Linked DNA regions of Mus musculus: region 2 is linked to region 1. The links are chromatin contacts, found by POLR2A ChIA-PET in ENCODE. All regions are on one chromosome and are shown on one strand. The core of a region is the stretch at or near the end of the contact, and the rest is flanking DNA. Distances in the headings are between cores, read along the strand shown. Region 1 holds the start of Hkdc1 (hexokinase domain containing 1). Region 2 overlaps Hk1 (hexokinase 1).

Evidence for each region. ChIA-PET counts read pairs that join two places held with the same protein, here RNA polymerase II (POLR2A).
Region 2: POLR2A ChIA-PET joins it to region 1 with 14 read pairs in embryonic stem cell. The contact joins the enhancer-like site here to the promoter of Hkdc1 in region 1. POLR2A ChIA-PET finds 5 or more read pairs at or near these places in 2 of 5 experiments (Patski and embryonic stem cell).

Annotation. Positions count from the first base shown.
Region 1 is chr10:62,419,603-62,424,429 of GRCm38, forward strand. It overlaps Hkdc1 (hexokinase domain containing 1), which reads right to left and starts at 2,855. Exons shown (of 18, transcript NM_145419.1): 1 at 2,696-2,855. The coding sequence starts at 2,758. Gm30322 (a long non-coding RNA gene) reads left to right here and starts at 2,904. Exons shown (of 3, transcript XR_380484.3): 1 at 2,904-2,969.
Region 2 is chr10:62,311,239-62,316,065 of GRCm38, forward strand. Hk1 (hexokinase 1) reads right to left here. Exons shown (of 18, transcript NM_001146100.1): 2 at 4,148-4,310. Among named protein-coding and RNA genes, the nearest start is that of Hk1os, 27 kb to the right of the region's middle. Within about 2 kb of position 2,678, at least 1 of the 3 ENCODE cell types and tissues checked has a DNase peak (open chromatin) inside an H3K27ac peak, as active enhancers do.

The DNA of each region.
Region 1 (4,827 bases), core at 1,605-4,104:
CAAGGCTGCTCAGTTATAGACGGAAGGAGCCTGAGGGGACCTGAAGGATCACTCAGTTCAAAGGTCTCACACATATTAGGAGCAGAGTCATAAAACAGCTTCCACACTTTGACCTCCTGATTTCACTTCTGACATTTTATTCTCAGAAAATTATCCCAAGTAGGGAGAATAATAAATATAGGCCACTGTTTGTTGTAGCAATTTTTTCCCCATCGAGGGAATTCAGTTTGTATGCTGGGTTAAATCAGGAAGCAATTTCAGGGGAGAACCTGAATATTATTGTTTTAATATTGTAATATTTTAGTGGTTGGAAAGAGTGTTTTGAACATTCCCTCATAACCAACAAGAGGGGAAACTGGAATGCCACAGGGCACACGTACTTGGTGTGCTCCGAGGAAGACATTGAAAGTTAATCACGGAGATGATGGAGACATATGTACAGAAGCAATCAGAGCTGATGCAGAATTCGTGCCAACCTAATCATAAAAGCACACCAGGAGCAGAGTGCAAGGCTGCCTACAGAGCACACAAGAGGGCTTGGGACTTGAGGGAAATTAAAGGTGTGTTCAAGTAAACATCCCCATAACTTTGCAATGTTGACACTGTGAACACACACACACACACAAACACACACATAACTTTGCAATGTTGACATACTAAACTGTGAACACACACACACACACACACACACACACACACACACACACACACACTGAAGGCCCCGTCTGCCTTGTTCTTATGAATGAACCATCTCTGAGAGTCAATGACCAGGTGCAACCCAGCTTTATCAATAGGTCAAATACATCAATATATTGAACTGGAAACGAATGTCAGACAGTGGCCTTCTTTTTGACTTCCTGTCATTCTGAGATTTCCAAACACAGTGCAAGGGTCTAATGAATAATCTTGGAAGGCAAGCATCCCAGGACCTTGACAACTCCAGGGGCAGGAAGCGTGTAAACCGTCGGACAGGAACCACTGAATTACCACACAGACAACACACTTTGCCTTTAGACGAGCTGTTTTTGGCCTGTGGAGGAATGTCCTCCAAGCTGTGAGTCAGACTGGCTACAAACCAGTCTACTCACAAGCCCAAGAGACCTGCTGGGCCCTTGATTAGGCTTGGGGGATTCATGACTTTCTTGCTTTTCACCGTGAGGGGAGGAACTCAACCCAGGTATTGACAGAGGCTCTGGAATGCCTTGTTTGAACCTGTTCCTGGGCTGGTGGACAAACATGCTCCAGCCTTATCCCAGGCTAGAACAAAAGGTGAGCCACTGTACGGAGTCGGGGGGATGAAGTGACTGCAAACTAAAGGTTTCAGTCTCAAAGATTATCCTTAGGGCTGGCCTCTCCGCCCAGCTGGGAGAAACAGCAATGAGTTCTGAAACAGGGCTGCAAAGGACTTTACACCCCTCAAGCAGTCAGCAGAGGGGGTTCTGGGAATCTAGTCCAACAAATGACAGAATGAAAAGCTGTCAAAGCAAATGGGTTTCTACTCTCCGGCTTGCCCTGGCTCTCATGGACTGCAGACAGGCGGCGTTTACCCACTAGCAAAGAAGGGGCTACAAGGGGGCCATACTTCTTCTTTCAAAGTTTGAAAAGCATTTAGAAGGCTAGAGGAGGCATCTGCCAGTTTCAGTGTACTGTTAGTGCCCGGGTGACCTTGGCAGAGTCTGGTTGCCCAGAGGACTCCTGTTGTCAATGGAGATGCTACATCCTCCTCCTTGCAGCTGTCAGCAGCCAGTGAGTGTGACCAGGGACACAGGCTGCACTCATTTTAGCTGCCAGGAGATAATCCTGGTCTCATCAGTCAACTAGAGCCCATCTTGATTTTGTAGCTGGGGCAAAGTAGCCAAAAAACTCTGACCTATTAATAGGACAATAGGACATGCTGAAAATTACAACTGTGTTAAAATGTACATGCCAGCCATGCCGAGTAGGTTGTAATTCCAGGCACTTGGGAGACTGAGATTGTAGTCTCAGACCAGAGTGGGCCATATAAGACCCTGTGTCAAAATCATAAAATAAACCCCAGGTTTTCTCTTGGTGCCTTTATTTCCATTTGATTTCAAACACATGAATAATCGGATGCACTTTTAAAAGTTCTCTTTCTAGCCGGGCGTGGTGGCACACGCCTTTAATCTTAGCACTTGGGAGGCAGAAGCAGGCAGATTTCTGAGTTCGAGGCCACCCTGGTCTACAAAGTGAGTTCCAGGACAGCCAGGGCTATACAAAGAAACCCTGTCTCGAAAAACCAACCAAACAAACAAACAAAAAGATCTCTTTCTTTATAAACGACTCACCTTCGTCGTGGCCTTGCCCCTAAATGGCCCTGAATTGGGCACAAAGTTCCTAGAACTTTTTGAAGACTTCCAATTTCCCATATTTGCCAAGAGGCTCTGACTGAAAGCCGGGACGAGGGACAATGAGCAATGTGGGACACTTACTACCTCTTCCTCCCTGAGACATTCACTGGTATTGGCTCCCTGTATCTTTTCCAATAAAGTCTCTTAAATACTTTTTCCTTTCCTGCTGGGGCTTGAACCCAGGACGTTATAGAAGCTAGGTAAGCACTCTAGAGCTGCCCTCCCCACCCCTGCCCCAGTGCCTTAATTCCTTTTGCTGTTGAGAGGGAGTCTGTTGGGTCTGTCAGCGTAGACTGGGCCAGACACCTCAGCTTCAGAGTCCTTACCTTCTTGATCTGGTCCTCCTTCAGCTTGGTGAAGTAAAACGCCACCAAGTGTACTGCAAACATGTTCCCAAGTGCGGTTGTTCCCGAGAGCGCCGAGTCTTCAGTACACTCTCTGTCTGCGGAGTGCTGCACGCCTCTAGTTTGGGCGGGGAGGTGGGTGCTTGGGCTAAATACTTCCAGCTGCTCGGTTCAATGATTAAACTTCGCCCGTCTTTGGTCCCTCCCTCCGCCACACACTCGATTGTCTAACAGGAGGCTCTGGTGGGAGCTGAAGGTAAGCAGAGGGGAAGGCTGGGGATTGATGGCTCACTTGACTATTTGAGAACTGAGCATCGAGAAAATCTTGTTGCTAAGTGACACACTAAGGCCTGTGCTCTAAGACCACTCAGCTAAGGAAAAGCTTGTGAGAAGTTGGGGGTGGGGTGGGGGGAGCAAAACAGAGCCAATTTATGAACTAAATCCCAGTTCCAGAATTCCTCTTCTCAGCGAGGCAACAGGACTGTAGACTCCTGGTATCCTAGGCAGCGTCTTTGGTTTTGTTTTTTGTTTCCAGATGGGTTTCACTGGTATTGGCTCCCTGTATCTTTTCCAATAAAGTCTCTTAAATACTTTTTCCTTTCCTGCTGGGGCTTGAACCCAGGACGTCATAGAAGCTAGGTAAGCACTCTAGAGCTGCCCTCCCCACCCCTGCCCCAGTGCCTTAATTCCTTTTGCTGTTGAGAGGGAGTTCGTGTTATAAGGAGTACTGTGTAAAACTGGCTGCTCTGGCTGTGGACCAGGCTGGCCTCGAACTCAGAGATCCACCTGCCTCTGCCTCCCGAGTACTGGGATTAAAGCTGTGTGCCACTGCTGCCTGGCTTCTGAGGCACCATCTTAACTAAGGCTAAGCAGTGTCCTGGTCCTGCAGATTCAAAAAAAAAAAAAAATGCTGAGACAATTCCTCTACTGTGGCAGATAAGCTAATGAGAAGTAATCAATACTCCACAGTGGTAAGCCAGACAGCCTTTAGTAGCTTGGGGCTGCTCTCTCTCTCTCTCTCTCTCTGTGTGTGTGTGTGTGTGTGTGTGTGTGTGTGTGTTGGGAGGTGGGGGCATTAAGAATGGAAGCCACCAGGCCCTGCTGGAGTGCTGCGCAGGAAGGATGTACTACCATTGAGACACCTGGTTTCTTGCCCTCTGCTCTCACCATGCGTGGTATGAGAAGGATCTGCCACATGGGAACACAACCTTTTGCAGTCCTCCCAGCCACTGGCTGGTTAGTGAATTCAGTGATGGCCAGCAAGGCCATCCACTCCAGGATGGGATATGAGATTATGACAAGGAGTGGGCAGAAGGAAAACAACCAAAATCAAAGACTTCTACAGTGTCCAGTAGCCTGGGAGTGAGGCAGGCAGGCAGGCAGCCTATGGGATTTCACTGAGGCAAAGGACAGCAAAGGCTGTTCGTGTTATAAGGCGTACTGTGTGTTGTCTAAGCACAGGAGAGCATGTCCCCTTCAGGTGTGAGTTAGCTAAGTAACCTGAGGCTTAATGACTATTAAAGGTCATGTGCATCCAGAGTATCTAGACAGACCATTTTGTAGCAGCTAGCCCAGAATGTCTGGGTGTGAAGTCATTAGCAGCCGCTGCCATGGATGGGGACTTTATTCATCCCATCTTATAGATCAGGAAGCTGGCCCTGAAGTGCTTAGTGTCTTCCTCAAAATCACGGTTGTGAATGCTTCAGCCAGGAAGCAACCCCAGAAATGTGATTCCAGAGCCCAGCTCATGACCAGTACTCAAGGCCAACTCTCCAACGCACCTTCCACCCAGTGCTCATCTGGTAACTACTAAGACTCTGCGAGGTTGAAGTTTCAGCAAAGCTGGAAAGTTAAGCACAGACAGCATTTCAGTAGACCCTCCCCAACAGGGAAAGGGGTTTCCTGAAAAACAAAGTCCTGACTCCACTCTTCCAAACACTAAGAAAACACACTGTAAAATTCAGTCGACTAGCCGGGCATGGTGGCACATGCCTTTAATCCCAGCACTTGGGAGGCAGAGGCAGGCAGATTTCTGAGTTCGAGGCCAGTTTGGTCTATAAAGTGAGTTCCAGAACAGCCAGGGATATACAGAGAAACCCTGTTTCGAAAAAACA
Region 2 (4,827 bases), core at 1,428-3,927, 110 kb before region 1:
CATCGATTCCATTACAGATGGTTGTGAGCCACCATGTGGTTGCTGGGAACTGAACTCAGGACCTCTGGAAGAGCAGTCAGGACTCTTAATTGCTAAGCTATCTCTCCAGCTCCTCAATCAATTTTAAAAAATAAAAAATAAAAAAATAAACGGAGGAACTCATGGCATTTCTCCTGCCTCAGCCTTCCCAAAGGCTGGAATCCTAAGTACCAGACTCCCTCACACCCATTTAACAGAAGAGGCAAAGGGAGGCTGAGACTGAAGTAAGTTCTCCAAGGTCATGCTGAACTAGAGTCAGAGTGCTGGAGCCTTCTCCATTAGTTTGGATTTTATTTCTCTTTCCCTCCTCTTACTTGGAGTTCAGGCTTCTGTCCAACTTCCTCTTTGTGTCTTTAGTTTCAAATCGGCCTCTCCCCGCCCCCACGGGGCCTCCTGCCCTAACCCCTCCCAGCGTTTCCCATAGTGCTGTAGTTTGAAAGAGCCACTCTTCAAGAGGAGGCTCATTAAGCAGCGCTTTGAAGGGTCTTGCACCTCTCTGCCCTTCTAATGATGGCCATTATTAGCAGAAAATAATGGAAAGCAAACACAGATGCAGGTGCCTCCGAGCCCCAGCCTGTGCTGGAATACACGACAAACAGAAACTGCTGCCTCCTGGGAGTGCCTGGCTCTGGGAGTGAGCTGCTTGCAAGCCAGCTCCGATGACAGTCCTTATCCTCAACTCCACCTGAAGCAGCCATGAAAGCTGGGTGTCACCCGAACTTCAAGTCGCCCTCAGGTGCACAGCAGCTTCCAAGGTGGCCAGTGCTATAGCAGACCCCATCTCAAACCGAAGGGAAATAGCATGTGGCGGCCCTCACCTTCAACCCCAGCACTCGAGGCAGGGTGGGTGGATCTCTGTGAGTTCAAGGCCAGCCCTGATTTATAGGAGTTCCTAGGCCTACAGGTCTCAAAAAAAAAAAAAAAAATAAAGAAAGAAAGAAAGAAAGAAAAGAAAAGGAAAGAAAAGGAAAAATGAAAGAAAGAAAGAAAGAAAGAAAGAAAGAAAGAAAGAAAGAAAGAAAGAAAGAAAGGAAGGAAGGAAGGAAGGAAGGAAGGAAGGAAGGAAGGAAGGAAGGAAGGAAGGAAGGAAGAAGAAGAGGAGAGGAGAGGAGAGGAGAGGAGAGGAGAGGAGAGGAGAGGAGAGGAGAGGAGAGGAGAGGAGAGGAGAGGAGAGGAAAGGAAAGGAAAGGAAAGGAAAGGAAAGGAAAGGAAAGGAAAGGAAAGGAAAGGAAAGGAAAGGAAAGGAAGAATATACTCAAATAAATCTTTCTGCTTCGAATGGAAAAAGATAATGGTATGCCCGTATGTTTTCAGAAAACTGTCTGTGGCTTCTCCTTTGTAAAGAACTTGCTGTGACCCATGACAGGGAAACAAACATCCAAGAATGTATAGCATCCCATAGCTCCCAGGCTAACCAAGACCTACAATACCTTTTGCACTAAATGGGGCAGGGGGACCCCTCAGGAATGAGAGTCAGCGGAGAGAAACTGCATGGGGAATACTTTCCATTAAAAACATCCAAGGGGGGCGGAGAGATGGCTCGGGGGTCAAGGGCAGGGGCTGCTCTTGTGGAGGACCCAGGTTCTGTCTCCAGCACCCACCTGAAGATTCGTAACCCTCCACAACTCCAGTTGCAGGGCATCTGATGCCCTCTTCTGACTTCACAGGACCCAAGTACGTGGAGCACATACACACATTACATGCAGGCAAAACATTCATACATACGGGAAACAAACAAACAAACTTCATACCTTTAATCCCAGCACTTGGGGGGGGGGGCGCAGAGGAAGGTGAGTTCCAGATAGATAGATAGATAGATAGATAGATAGATAGATAGATGGATGGATGGATGGATGGATGGATGGATGGATGGATGGATGGATTCACCTTCTCCTTTCCTCACTCTTCTTATTAATACTGATCTGTATTGATCCTATCAGCACCAGAGGAAGGGGGTTGGGGGGAAGGAGGTTGAAGGCCCAGACTGCTGCCTCGGATTCCTCAAACCCTGTGACTGTGTCCCAACTGTACCCCGATACGGGGTACATAGCTCTGTGCATAGCTCCGTGACTCATCACGGTTAAGATACCACTGCTTGTGAGGCACACCATTATCTGATGAAACATTAATGAAGAAAAAAATGCCGCAGGGCCGATTATGAATAACTGAAAGGAAGCGGGGGGGGGGGGGGGAGGGGCGACGGGCATGCTACACAAAACAATCCAGGTTTCAGGGGCTTTTTAAGAATAAGAGATTCCAGATAAATGAGATGTGGAAGCATTCTGGGGAAGCGGCTGTGCTGAAGTAAACAGGTCCCTCTGTGCTCAACTGCCCAGGAGCTTTGGTACTGGGGGGGGGGGCAGGGGGGGAGTGAGGAGCTGTCTCCAAGAGGGAACTAGAGAACAGGGTATTCCCTGAATGTGTGGGCCTGGTCTGGAAGCTTAACTGGGGGAAAAAAGTGTCCAGGTTACTACTGTCCCACTCTGAGACCCTAAACCCTGGAAATGGATGGTGGGAAAGGCGGGGGAGGGGCCACAGCGGGGGAGGGGTACTAAGGGTACTAGGAGGGCACTGGTGGGAGACACAGTTCAGAAAGAACTTCTTCCTCTCACTCCCAGCTCCTCCTTCCTGGTTACACAGGCTCACGGGTCACCTTCCAAGTTCCCAAGCCCAGCTCACTCGCCACTCCCAACTCCCTCCCGACTCAGCGGGCCAAAGTCACCGGCTGACCTCAGCTCAGACACGGGACAGATTCTTTGCCTGCTTGTGGGTCAATCCAGGGCTGAGAAAAACTGAGAGTGAACACAAGGGGCTCCCATCCCCAGCCACAGGCACCGGAACACACTCAGGAAACAGCAGCCAGGGTCACTCGGTCGGCCAGAACCGCTTCAAAAGCTGAACCAACCCCTGAACAGACAAAAAGGTCCTGAGTGGATCCAGTTCAATTCTTGAACAAAGACATCATCAGAGACAGAGACACCAGTGTGCAGACGGTGAATCCCAACGCCACCAAGTGGTAACCGATCCTAAGACTCATTGTGGACATTCTCAAGGCCAGGTATAGCCAGGACTATTCCGGCTCCAGCCAGATTGCACACACAGCAAGCCCAGCACTTGCCCTTTGCTGGGATCGGCACATGAACTACTTCTCAAAATCCGCTAGACAAGACTGAAAATCCAGGCCTCCAAAGTGGGGGGAAAGAAATCTCGGAAGTGTGTAGGCCACACCCATAGGTGTAAACTCAAAAAAAGAAACTTGACTTCCTGGAATGTAGCTCCCCTCATGGCATAGGGTGGGTGAGCCCCCATTCTAGTGATGGTGTGGCTTCAGCATCCACCTTTGCAAACTAGTAGTTAACTATGAATTGGCTGGGCAAAATGGCTGCCAGCGAGCAAATGAAGCCAGGACCTCGCAGCTGCTAATTTCCCAGAAAGCAATTTTGCCAGTCCTTGGGGAATCCTTCGACTCCTTGAAGCAGGCAGGAGCCACAAGAATGCAGATTAAAAGGGGAATTCTTGGGGCTACCTTAACTTATTGTGTAGGGAATTTGTCCAAATGAGGACTTGAAATGTCCCACCTCTGAGCCCAAGACCCACCTGGCCACAGGAAATGTGACCTGGTGCCTGGGATTCTCCCAGAACAAACCCTTGCTTTACTGGAGAGATGATGACCCCCCACGGCACCTGAAGAGCCCTAAATGCTGAACTTTCCCAGTGTCACATAATCCTGGGGGTAGGTAAGCCAGCATTGTCCAGTGTGGTGTCATTGGCGCCTGGCGCATGGTAGATGTCCGGCAGGCATACGACACATGGGTTGATTTATGGACGGTGGGAGGGATAACTGGCTCAATGTGGGAACGAGGAATGGTGGGTGGTTGGGTGAGTGAGTGAGTGGGTAAATGGGTGGGTGGATGGGTGGGTAAGTGGGTGGGTAAATGGGTGGATGGGTGGGTGGGTGAGTGGATAGAAGGACAGAGGGTGAAGTTGGATCAATGGCTAGAATTGTGAATGGGTAACATGAACACATGAGCTCATCTGTTGGAAAGACAGGTTTCACAGAGCATTCAGCTCACAGAGCTGGAGCCTCCCAGACCTCTCAGAGACTCACCTGAGCCGTCCGGAATGGACCGGACAAAGGTTGGCAGCATCTTGACGGAGGCCGTTGGGTTATAATCCCGGGAGAGGCCATTCTTCATCTCTTTCTTGAAGCGTGTCAGGATATCTATCAGAATTTCATCAGAGAGCCGCATGGCATACAGATACTTATCAATCTGGGGGAAGGACAGGGAGGGAGGAGAATTAGACTGAGTTCAAGAGGAGTTCAGTTCAGCTCCAGCCTGGCTGGGCATGGCAGGGCAAGAAACTGGTGGCCTGGATGATCGACCCACTGATGCAGCCTGGAGGGAACATGGCACCAGAGAAGGCTGTTGACTCCCTCAACTGTGCCACCTGGGGGGGGGGGATCCACAAATGCTACTGTCCCCTCCCCCACCTACAAAACAAGCAAGATAACCCCAAGGCGCAAGATAACCCCAAGGCGCGTTCCAACCCTGGAATACCACATGCTAAGTGTTGTTCAGCCCCCAAGGTGATGCATGATACAGGCAGGTTTCCTCCCAGCACCTGCAGCATCCCTCCCTCTGTGAGGTGGCTAGTTCATCAAGATTGGTTGGCAAGGCCATACAAGTTAAGAACATGGGTTCTAGAGCCAGCCATGTAGCTTCAAGTCCAAGCCCTGTTGTCTAAGAAGTGTGTGTGTGTGTGTGTGTGTGTGTGTGTGTGTGTGTG